3 separate regions of the Homo sapiens genome follow, and regions 1 and 2 are each linked to region 3. The links are chromatin contacts, found by Hi-C or POLR2A ChIA-PET in ENCODE. All regions are on one chromosome and are shown on one strand. The core of a region is the stretch at or near the end of the contact, and the rest is flanking DNA. Distances in the headings are between cores, read along the strand shown.

Region 1 (3,786 bases), core at 437-2,936, 2.3 Mb before region 3:
TGGATAATTTTCCTAAACATTTTAATATGCAACAAAACCTTGGCTATACAAAGCCCTGCTGAATGGGTTAGTCTTGATAGTGGCATGCTCTAGAGACCTAAATTAGCCCTTAAAATGCTTAGTACCAAGGGGTTTGCTGGTAGATTGTGGCTGAACACTTCCCCTGCCCCTACCTCCATCAAGGCTGCAAAGTCACCATTTTTGTTTGTTTGCTTTCTTGCTTTTTTAAATCATGTTTGGCCTGTATTCTGCATCAGAAAATTTGCTGCTTACCCTGTATTGTTTTTAGTCATTTTCACAAACACATTTCTTTACTGTTTTTCTTCCTTTGAAAATATCCCCTCATCTGAACATTAATCATGTCAACCTTTTAAGCAAAGAATGATCTAACTCCTTCAACATAAATACATCTAAAAGTTGAGTCACAGTTTGATAGTAAGCATATTATATAGCATAAATGGCCAATCTTTTCGCCTAACTACCCCTTGCCCCAACATTAAGAAGCACATTGAAAATAACTTACTATTTAAGATCAATAATTAGTTAATAACCTCTATTTACTGAAACCAATTAAGTACAAGAAGGAAGTTTTCAAGGCTTCTAAGGAGTCAAATATAGTAACAACTTCTGGCTGTATATTATATTACAGTATCCCTCATTTAGACTCTTAATAATTAACAGTAACGATGACTACTATGCAATGACTACTCACTATGTGCCAAATACTGTGCTAAGAGCTTACAAATTTATCCTATTTAATCCTCACAACAATCCTGTTAACTACTTTGTATTATTTGCCTCATTTTTCAGAAGAATAAACTGAATCACAGGGAATTAAATTAACTCTCTCAAGGTCACAATGGTGGGTTTTACTGAAATCATTAGGTTCACAAAAATTAATCAGCTTAAAACAATCAGATCACAACGGTGGTGGATTCAAATCCAGGTTATTTTGCTTCAGAGTCTATAGGCTTAACCACCATACTACATCAAAAAAGACAGAAGAACCATAAAAACAGATACATCGACCATCATCATCATAGCACTTATACAGCACATTTTATACGAAGGCATGGTTCTAAGCAGTGAACATATAAAAACTTATTTATTTCTCACAATAATCCTAGGGGGTGAGTACAATTATTCTTCTCAATTTGGGAAAGAAGAAATTGAGGCAAACAGTGGTTACACCTGGTCACAATGCTAATAAAATGCAAGGCTTGGATATAATCCTGGACAGTGTAGCTCCCAAGTCCAGGACCCTCCCTTGATGCCACCCTGCTTCTTCTAACAATTTCAAAAGCATAGTGCCAGTAAACAGTCCTAACACTTCAGAAACTCTGAGGTTGGAAATCACCACATTAAAGCACAGAACCTTAACTAAATGTTCATCACTATGATCAAAAGTCATCAAGAACAGATTAAAAGGTTTTCATTCAGCCTTGTTAAGAAGGCAAAAAAGTAACACACTTAAACAAAATTTCATCCAAGATGGGTTTCTTAAAAAAAAAAAAAAAAGGTTTTCTGGAAAATGAACTCAATACAGAACAAATGAGGTGTTACAGTAGTGTTAAAAAATCTTTCTGCAGACATTGTTTTTGTTCTTGCTGCCTTGGGGTTTCTCAGAATTCCCTCAGGGGCTGTGGGTGGAGGGAGGAGGGGAGAAGATAGTTCTCCACTCCACCTTCAAACACATAACTCTGTTTACGTATTTTTTTTACACATTGGGCTTCCTGGTAAGCTTTCACTTTGATGGGACCTAAGCTCCTGTTTATGATTTGAATGAGTTCCCCAAATTTCATGTGCTGATAACTTAATCTTCAAATTCATACGTTGATGGCATTTAGAGGTGGGGCTTTGGGAGGTAATTAAGATTAGTAATGTCACTGGGGGGACCATGATAGGACTAGTGGCTTTACATGAAGAGAGACCTGAGCTGACACACTCAGCCCCTCACCATGTGATGCCCAGCTCAGAAGGTTGCAGAGGGTCTCCACCGGCAAGAAGGCCCTCACCAGATACCTCACCCTTGGATGTCCCAGCCTCCAGATACGTAAGCAATACATTTCTTTCCTTTATAAATTGCCCAGTCTCAGGTATTCAGCTGTAGCAACAGAAAACAAACTAAGACAGCTCCCATGAAAATGTGGTCTAAGTGGGCAGCTCTTCTCACTTTTATAAAACTTTCCCCATCACCTCCCTGGTGTCTCAGGAGTTCCACTTCACACTATTTTTCCATTTGCCTCTTGAATCTTGTGCTTGCCCAAGCTCTGACCATTCTCCCACCTGACCCTCCCCCTTTCCACTTCCCTCTGTCAACAGTAATCACGAACACAGCTAATGTTATCAACCTCCTACACAGCAAGCTCTAGGTTAATATTTTTACATCAATTACTTCATTGAATGCTCTCAACACCCTTATGAATTGGGTTCTATAATTGGCCCCACCGTATACAGGAAGAAACCAAAGCTTAATTTGCCCACTGTCCAATGACCACAAAGTGATGAATATAGGATAAACTAGATTGCCCACTAGAAAGGCCCCCAACTCTTCACCAGTACACAATCCTGCCTCTCAGCCTCTGCCAATTATGTTCAAATCTCCCACTGAGACTGTGTTCAAGACTCAATATCTTAAAAACAAAACAAAACAAACAGCACCTTCCCTTCTGGCACAGTCCCTTATAGCAGCACCTCAACAATGACAAATGCAATGCACAGCTTTCAATGCAATCTCATCCATACCTGTTGATATTAATGCTTATAAAATCTTCTCTTCTTCTTTCAAACATATATGCGCACTTCCCAGAAAGGGGCTACATCCCCTGTTCTTTCTATACCCTCACTCTCTCTTAACTAGATTAGTTGAACAATTTTGGGCACCGAGTAGGAAGATATTAATAATCAGCATAAAGAACCCTGGTCAGTAGTCAGGATACCAGAGTTCTGGTTCAGTTTCAGGCAATCCCCTATAGCAGACACTGTCACTGTCTCCTCCTCCCTCTTATCTCCTCCACGCTCATCTCTACATGCTGAAGGCAGCCTTCTTGAACACCTGTGGCTTTTATTCTGGCTCTGGGAGCAGGCTGGGCCCTCTCCCACAGTGAGGCAAAAATGCAGGGAAGTTAGCATCTCCAGGAAACAGCCCTCAGTCAAGGAGGATGGATAGTTGATGGGCAAGTAACCCAATTTCCCTGTCCTTTGGGTAGGATAGCCTGAAGCGTGTAGACTAGTTCCTAGAGTTCCTTAAACGGATTGAGCTCCAGTTGCCCACAGCAGTAATTCTCTTGAAACTATACCCTTTATTGCTTTCTTTTTCCTCCCTGTCCCACTTCTCTACTTTCCTGTTGATATTTCTTGGGAGAACCTCTCAACTAAACCACTTACTCTCAAATTCTTGTCTTGGGGTCTGTTTCTGGGGAAACCACACTAAAATTTATTCTCCTTTGTTTATTTACTCCACTTCCCTATCTGTCAAACAAGAGGGTTGCATAAAGGATTTTTATGGCCTCTTTGGACTCTAACATCCTAGGATTTCAATGAACTCAATCAAATTTCAGTATTAAACTAAAACTAGCCTTGAATGTTACTTCTTAACTAAAATACTGCATCATATTTTGGAGCCGTGGCTGAATTTCACGTACATTAATGTGGAAGATGCTGGGAAGCAGAGATCAGATCCCTCTTCAGAGAAGCCTTTGGGCTGCACTTGATGGGGATGTTGTTGGCCTCTTGCAGGCATGTCCTCAGCTGCAAAGATCCTCCTTGCCCAAGGTCACTTTCCCA
Region 2 (3,439 bases), core at 689-3,188, 2.1 Mb before region 3:
ACAAAGCCTAGTGTGGAGAGTGAAAAGGCAGAAAAATGGAGCACTGCCCACCTGTATCCTTATTTGATACAGAGGAGAAGTTGCACATCTTTGCGTGTCTGCACCCAGTGGATTCTGAGTGACCAACCAGTACCTTTGGAAAATAGATCCCTGGCAGATGTGGTAGAAGGAGTATTCCCGGAGGGTAAACTCTGGCTAAAAGTGTAAAACCAAACCCTTTTCTTACCCCATAGTTTGGACAAAATGCCCTCTGAAAGACAATAGGGGAGGCTGGACATTGGGGTAACAACTGATTGCCTTGCTGTTGCCTTGCCTCTCTAAGGAGAGGACACTTGGCACTCCAGGCCTTTGCAGATGCACATCTGAAAGTACAGAACACATGATCCCAGAGATCTGGGGCTTGCATAGCCACCTCCTCCTCAGTGGTCATTGACTATCCAGTTGGTCAGCACTCCTCACTGAGCTCTCAATATACCCAGAGCAGGAGGGCATCTAGACTCTGTGAAGATACAAAAGATAAAAAACAAGAAGACTTAGCTTCTTGGAGGAACCTGTGCACAGGGCCTAGTGGTTTGTGGGTGTTTTGTTTTTAATCAGTGACTTTTCCAGTGACAGTTTCCTTGATATATTTCAGAATCTGCTCATTTTGTACTGTTCTTCCCATCCCCCACAAGGAAGGAACAGATTCTTTACCCCCAAGTAGGGTTGCCAGATAAAATCCTGGACATACCATTAAATTTGAATTTTGAATAAATATCAAATAATTTTTTCATATAAGCGCGTCCCAAATATTGCAGAAAAATCAAATTACAGAGTGTCCTGTATTTTCATTTGTTAAACCCTACTCCCAAGGGATGCCTGTTTCTATTCTTGTGAGTGGTTCATTTTGGTTCTTTCTCTTAGGTTGAGATTAACTGGTGATCACTGGTTTTATTACATATGAAAACTTTCGGCACGGTCTTTACCGAAATGGAGGAAAAAAAGTGATTCTTTCTTAAGTTCTTTGGTTAGACTATTCAATAGGCACATTTTTTGTTCTTATCTAATATGGCAGTCTAGTAAGAAAATTGAGGAAAAATGCAGGATTACTAGCTCCCCATGAACCCCTTTCCTCCCTCTGCCCAAGTCTTAACTATACAGCATCACGATGTAAATGGAGGTAGACAAGGAGAGCACAGATGACACCAAAGCAATGCAATCTGAAACTATCAAAAGTTCCACTTCTCACACCACAAACTCCTTTGTTGGTTAGTTGTGAGTGGGTATTTATAGAACTAGCACTGTACTTTCATTTTGAGACAGCAGCTTGCTTTTAGCCTGAGCAATAATTAGATAAATTATTCCCTTCACTTCAGATTATTAGTGACTAAAACTCTGCCTAGAGATTTTTGAAACTTTGATCAGCATAAACTGGAAAAACAGTCACTTAAATGCTGCAAGTGATTTTCCATCTTGTAGGAGGTAGAGATATCAATAATCCTGCCAGGGTAGAGTCTCTCTTTATCAGACCCACCAGCCAGGTATCTTTTCACAAATGTAAAGCAAGTACCTACCCATTGCTTCTTGCTGGAAAAACAAAAAGAGGAAAGTATCAAGTTACCATCAAATGGGATGTTGTTCAGACTAGAAGCTCATTGTTCTGTTTGGAAATACAAACTGTGTGTTTGCTAGAGTCAGAGCTGCTTCTCTGCATACTTTTTTGGTCCTGGGGCTTGCTTTTTTGGGTCCAAGCTGAAGAATTGGATATAGAAAAGAGAAGAAAAGCATGAGATCCAAATCTCATGCTAAAGGAACTGGATGGAGTTTGGCACAGCTTAGCTCAGACTGGACCACTGCTGTCACATGCACGTTGTTATTTGAGACTGAATTACACAGAATGCACTGATGTTGGACTCTGATATGCAGTGATGTAATTGTCATGTTGAGGCCTACAGGGCAAGGCCACCCCCTAGTGGTAGGGGTTGGGATTGCTTCTTATGGAAGAAAAAATTACCACTGAATCATTCCAAGAAAAACCAATTATATCATGATTAGGTTAAACCTTAAATAGCAGTGGCTGAAATACACAAGGGTGTGCTTCTCTTTCTAAAAGGACATCTAGAAGTAGGCATTCGGAGCTATTCAGGTAGATCCTTGTTTCCCAAGGACTCAGGATTCCTTCTTCCTGCTTCATTAGCCTCAATGAATGGCTTGTTCTCAGGGTCACAGGATGGCTGCTGGAGCTCCAGCCATCATATCCACATTGAAGCCTAGAAGGAAGAAAGATGAAAGAGGAAAAATTAATAGCATGTGTGAGTGTATGTGTATTGGAGTGAGACCTCCTCACTGATTCTCCCTTTAAATAGCTTTTCTGACATTCCCCCAAACACTTCCACAGCTGGCTGAGGAATTGAGAAATGAAGCCTGTTATCTGGGCACTTTACCCTCCTAAGTAAATCAGGGTGCTTTTTACTAAGAAAGCGGGGGAATGAATGCCAGGCAGCAGTAGTAGTTTCTACCTCTCTGGGAAGCCAGCCTGAAACTAGAGGGACAGAGAAGTCTTTTCTCTCTCAAAGCCATTTGACAGCTGGGCCCAAACTTTCTGGTGGCAGACATGTGCTGGACTCTCATGTGGAGCTGGACCTGCTACTGAGAATGGCTCTGGTAGGTGTGTTTCAGGTAGCTGCTTTGCCAAAAGTTGAAATTACCTTTGAGGCTGAGCTTTCCTTCCATTATCCATAAGCCTTTGAAGAAGTTTTGTTAATTGTCTGGTGGTGATATGGTTCGGCTGTGTCCCCATGCAAATCTCTATCTTGAATTATAGCTCCCATAATCCCCACATGTTGTGAGAGGAACTAGGTGGGAGGTAATTGAATCATGGGGGTGAGTTTTCTCGTGCTGTTCTCATGATAGTGAATAAGTCTCATAAGATCTGATGGTTTTACAAAGGGGAGTTCCCCTGCACATGCTCTCTTGCCTGCTGCCATGTCAGACGTGACTTTGCTCCTCATTCAACTTCTGCCATGATTGTGAGGCCTCCCCAGCCATGTGGGACTGTGAGTCCATTAAACCTCCTTTTCTTTATAAATTACCCAGTCTTGGGTATTTTATTAGCAGTGTGAGAACAGACTAATACAATAAATTGGTGCTGCAGAAAGTGGGGAGCTGCTGTAAAGATACCCAAAAATGTGGAAGCAACTTTGGAACTGGGTAATGGGCAGAGGTTGGAACAGTTGGGGCTCAGAAGAAGGTAGAAAAATGTGGGAATGTTTGGAATTTCCTAGAGACTTGGAGGGCTCAGAAGATAGGAAGATGTGGGAAAGTTTGGAACTTCCTAGGGACTTGTTGAATGGCTTTGACCAAAATGCTGACAGTGATAGGGACAATAAAGTCTGGGCTGAGGTGGTCTCAGATGGAGATGAGGAGCTTGTTGGGAACTGGAGTAAAGGTCGTTCTTGCT
Region 3 (3,860 bases), core at 525-3,024:
GTGTCTGAACAGAAAACAATCAGCCAATTCATTTTGCAGGTAGATTCCAATAACATTTTATGCCTTTGAATGGAGAAGCTCTCATGGTGCAAATGGTAAACAAAAAGAGCCTACTGCTCAGCGACACATTAACTTGTATTAAAAATAAAGATATGTATAGTGTAGCTACACAATGCCCACTACAATCCAGTGGCAGAGTATATTTTTGAAGTGCAATGTAGCATCCATCCTGAAAACACAAAATTTCCAATGGAAACAAGGTCGGGATAAAAACAAAACACGGTGGCTTAATTTCTGTGTAAAACAACCGTCAAAACCTACCCTCAAAAAAATTGACACGAACAATCAAACATTCAGGTATAATTTATCTGCTGGAACAAATCTACGTTATTGACCTTGACAGGGCCTTAAATCATGAGACCATAAACAAGCATCCTAGTGATATCTATTATGTCTTCGGAAATAGCTTAAAATCCAGGACTTCATGTTATTGTCAGTAATGAGCAAGATGTTTGGAAAGCAGTGTGCTCACTGGGGCTTACTTTGAAAGCTGTCTTTTTTACTTACTACCGAACACTGATTTCCAGGAAGCAAGCCACCCCACCCCACTTCCCAGGCACTTGATTTTTTTTTTCAAACCTCTAGATTGGGTTCCGTTTCCTGAATTACTTATTCCTTACATAAATTTTCTTTTAAACTTCAGCAATTATGGCACCTTAGGCTCTGGGGGTATCAGCAGCGTGGGTTGTTTTAGAGAAAGTTCTGAAAAAAATATGTTTTGGAGACATTCCATTTCTTTGTGCATCTCACTGGGGGCTTTCAGCGAAAGCTTTAAGTTATTCAGGTGAGGGGCAATGTCTTAGTCGCTCATAAAGGGCATAAAAGTAACATCATCTGGAAAGGCATGGCACCTGCTCGGCCGGGGTAAAGGTCCGTTTTTCTAACCCTCGCCCCTCCCTCCTCCACACCGCGCCGCTAGAGACAGTGCAGTGGTCTCTCCCAAGGTCGACATCATCTCCAAGGCTGCAACCCAGGGCTGAACCAAAAAAACAGGCGCACCCACGTATAGGTCACGGCCAGAGTCCCGCCCTGCCACCAGCAGCCAGGTCTTCCTGCCTCCCTATCAAGGTGAAACTAACCCAGAGGGCCCAGCGGAGGGGCGCATACAGGCGGCGCCGATGGAGGCGGCCGATTGCATGACTGGCAGGAAGGAAGCGATCAGCCGCCAAAGTGCATTTTTTCCTCCCCTAGAGCCAGCCCGGGACCGGACGCTGCCAGCGGAAGGGCCGGCGCGCGCCAGGCCACGAGGCAGACGCACCCGCCGTGCGCACTTCCCCGTCCGGTGCGCGCTCTCACTCACGCGCGCGCGCCGCTACTCACTAGCAACCCTTGGTGTCCGCAGCCCGTGTGGGACGGCGACTGCGACGGCTGCCCCCGTGGCTGCCGTGTGGCCTTGGCATCCGTCCGGCTGCTGCAACCCGGGCCGCGGTGGCTTTTGCTGGAAGGCGTTGCAGCGGGGTGATACCGGCACCCGGCGACGAGGCGTCCGCTCGTTTGCCTCGGCCGTGCCTCCTCCCCCTTCTCCTCTGCCGACAGATGGAGCTTTGCTGGTTCCAGTCGCGCGGGCTCCGTGCGTCGTTCTCCTCCTCGCTGTCGGACACCCCAGCGCAGGGGACGAACAGCGTCCTCGCAAGCCCACGCGCAGGCCGGCCGACCCCGAACCTGCAGCAACCGTCCCTGCTGCCGCTGCTGCAGGAAAATAAATTGTCACTGCGATGGTCCCGGCCTCCCCTGCCCCGGCCCCTGGGTGCCGCCTCCGCCTCTGCCTCCGCCCCCTCCTCTGTGGCGGCGGCGGCGGCTTCCCGCATTCTGCAGAAAAAGCTCGCAGGTGGAAGGAAGCAGGGCCCCTGCGGATGGCCTAGAGCCCGAGTGAAGCGGTTGGGTGCGACTTTCGCATCTGAAACCCTGCACGTCTTCTCCCCAGACCGGAACCACCTAAACTCCCTTTTGCTCCACCATCAATTTCACCGAGATGGACAGGAGTGGTGCCTTTTAAGACTGCACAGTACACAAGCCTTGATGCAGCTGACCGTTAAACTGTCACTGGAGTCTGGGGAAGGATAGGGTTTTGGTGAAAATCCCACTTATACTTCATGTTAGGATTCCCTTTTTGATATTTATCCACAACTGGCTACGCCCACTATTAAGCATCTTAGCCCTTCCCCCTACCCCCAATTTGTGTGTACTTGGAAAATAAGAAGTATTAGAATATCTCCTGGATGTTATGTTACTATCACGTGTGGTGTTCTTACTACAGTTCTGGCACTGTGTCAGGCAGTCGGTACACAAAATCTTAGTCCATCTGCCACAACCCTGTATATAAAAGGGACTCATTTTTTGTTTTTGTTTTTGTTTTTTCCATGAACGAGAGACAGAGAAGTAAAATAATTTATCCCAGGTTACTCACCTAGAAAGCAGTAGAAGCTGAAATTTAAACTCTGATCCAACACTGAAAGCTGTTTCTATTGGCTTCACAGGTTCTATTAACTGATAAACATTTTATGGAGACTGCTGCTGCTGGATGAAATAGAGTCGCTTTTCTTGAGCTTGGTTGGGAGCTTACTTCCAAGTGAGAGAAATGGCTGCAGAGTGGGGTGGGGAAACACTGGCTTTTCTTAGTTAGCCTTTCCTCTGGAAACCAAAATTCTAGCCCTGGCTCAGCCACCAACTGAGTTATTTGGTCTCAAGCATTTCACCTTCTTAAGCCTCATCTCCCTGGATTCTTTTTTTTTTTTTAAATGAAGAGTTTGATTGTTGGAGGCAGCCTGCAGCCTTGATTTTTAAGAAGCAACAGTGTTGTTTTGCTTAGTTTTAAGTTGGTTCCAAATGTTGAAGTTAGGAAATTTCACAGAAATTCAGACTTTTCACATTTTCTGTAAAATCGTAACATCAGACATTTGGTCCATGGCGAGTTCTAGCAACCATCAGCTGAAGCTGAATAGCAGGTGTCGCCTTTAGACTGTGAAGACACTCTTCAGTTTTCCACAGTCCCCACCACTCCCATACACCCCCACCTCACTGACATTTGAGAATATGGTAGGCATTTGAGTTTGCAGTATTGAACCAGATAATCTCATGACCTACTGGACAATTTAAAATTCAGTGGTAATTAAGAAGGTTAGCCAGATTCCTAAAAAGCATTATGAAACAAAAAATTCCACGTACGTATTTAGAGTGGTCATTGATCATGGTCTTGCTATCTAGCATCCAAATTCTCATAAAAGCCAAAATGGCCCAATACCCATCGTCCCCTGCTCCCCAGCGGCTAGAGTACCATTTTGTGACCCAACATCAGCCTCAGAGACTCCTGTACAGTTATTTGAATCTGGATTATGTGTTTCAAGAAGAAACATTTTAGAAATGTCTCCATTATCTGTGAAGTGGGTTTTGTGTTCAGGGACAGTAGTGCCAGAGGTAACACTGCGGCAATGTCAGTGGTGTCCTAAGTGAGCTATTTGAATGGTGTGATGACCCACCTGTTGTAATTTCAGCTGCTAAGCTTCCCTTCCTGTGTAAGGAGACTTATTTGCCAAACTTCCTGTCTCTTTGGTATGCTACTTAACGACTTTCCAATATATTTCTCTTCTGATTCAGTTAGCCAGAAATGATTTCAGCGTTGTGACCAAGAACTCTGATATAGCAACTTTAGGTGTGATTTATTTCCCTTTTATTAATTGAGTTAATGAAGAGCAAGCACCAGTGTATTTATACAACTTTTATCTTAGAGAATTTTTAAGTGACCTATAGTTTTACTTGCATTTTTAAAGATTCAATCTCAATAGTAATTTAAAATCCAGATT

Evidence for each region. Hi-C counts contacts between places; a loop is a spot of excess contacts on that map. ChIA-PET counts read pairs that join two places held with the same protein, here RNA polymerase II (POLR2A). Pooled maps may share reads with other maps.
Region 1: a loop to region 3 is called in a map with no recorded cell type, with 2.8 times the contacts of the local background. The contact joins the enhancer-like site here to the promoter of STAMBPL1 in region 3. A Hi-C loop is called at or near these places in 1 of 37 single-sample maps with no recorded cell type and 6 of 50 pooled maps. POLR2A ChIA-PET finds 5 or more read pairs at or near these places in 1 of 52 experiments (T-cell).
Region 2: a map with no recorded cell type shows a loop between it and region 3 (8-fold over the local background). The contact joins the enhancer-like site here to the promoter of STAMBPL1 in region 3. A Hi-C loop is called at or near these places in 2 of 37 single-sample maps with no recorded cell type and 2 of 50 pooled maps.

Annotation. Positions count from the first base shown.
Region 1 is chr10:91,199,456-91,203,241 of GRCh38, reverse strand. It overlaps a transcript of PCGF5 not described here. Among named protein-coding and RNA genes, the nearest start is that of PCGF5, 19 kb to the left of the region's middle. Within about 2 kb of position 1,686, at least 5 of the 41 ENCODE cell types and tissues checked have a DNase peak (open chromatin) inside an H3K27ac peak, as active enhancers do.
Region 2 is chr10:91,004,955-91,008,393 of GRCh38, reverse strand. The region is part of intron 1 of LOC124902479 (a long non-coding RNA gene); the gene reads left to right. Among named protein-coding and RNA genes, the nearest start is that of LINC00502, 39 kb to the left of the region's middle. Within about 2 kb of position 1,938, at least 8 of the 41 ENCODE cell types and tissues checked have a DNase peak (open chromatin) inside an H3K27ac peak, as active enhancers do.
Region 3 is chr10:88,878,159-88,882,018 of GRCh38, reverse strand. STAMBPL1 (STAM binding protein like 1) reads right to left here and starts at 1,774. Exons shown (of 11, transcript NM_020799.4): 1 at 1,381-1,774. LOC124902551 reads left to right here and starts at 1,355. Exons shown (of 1, transcript XM_047426134.1): 1 at 1,355-2,285. The coding sequence starts at 1,597. The coding sequence ends at 2,124. RefSeq lists enhancers at 1-45, 1,066-1,175 and a silencer at 1,756-1,885.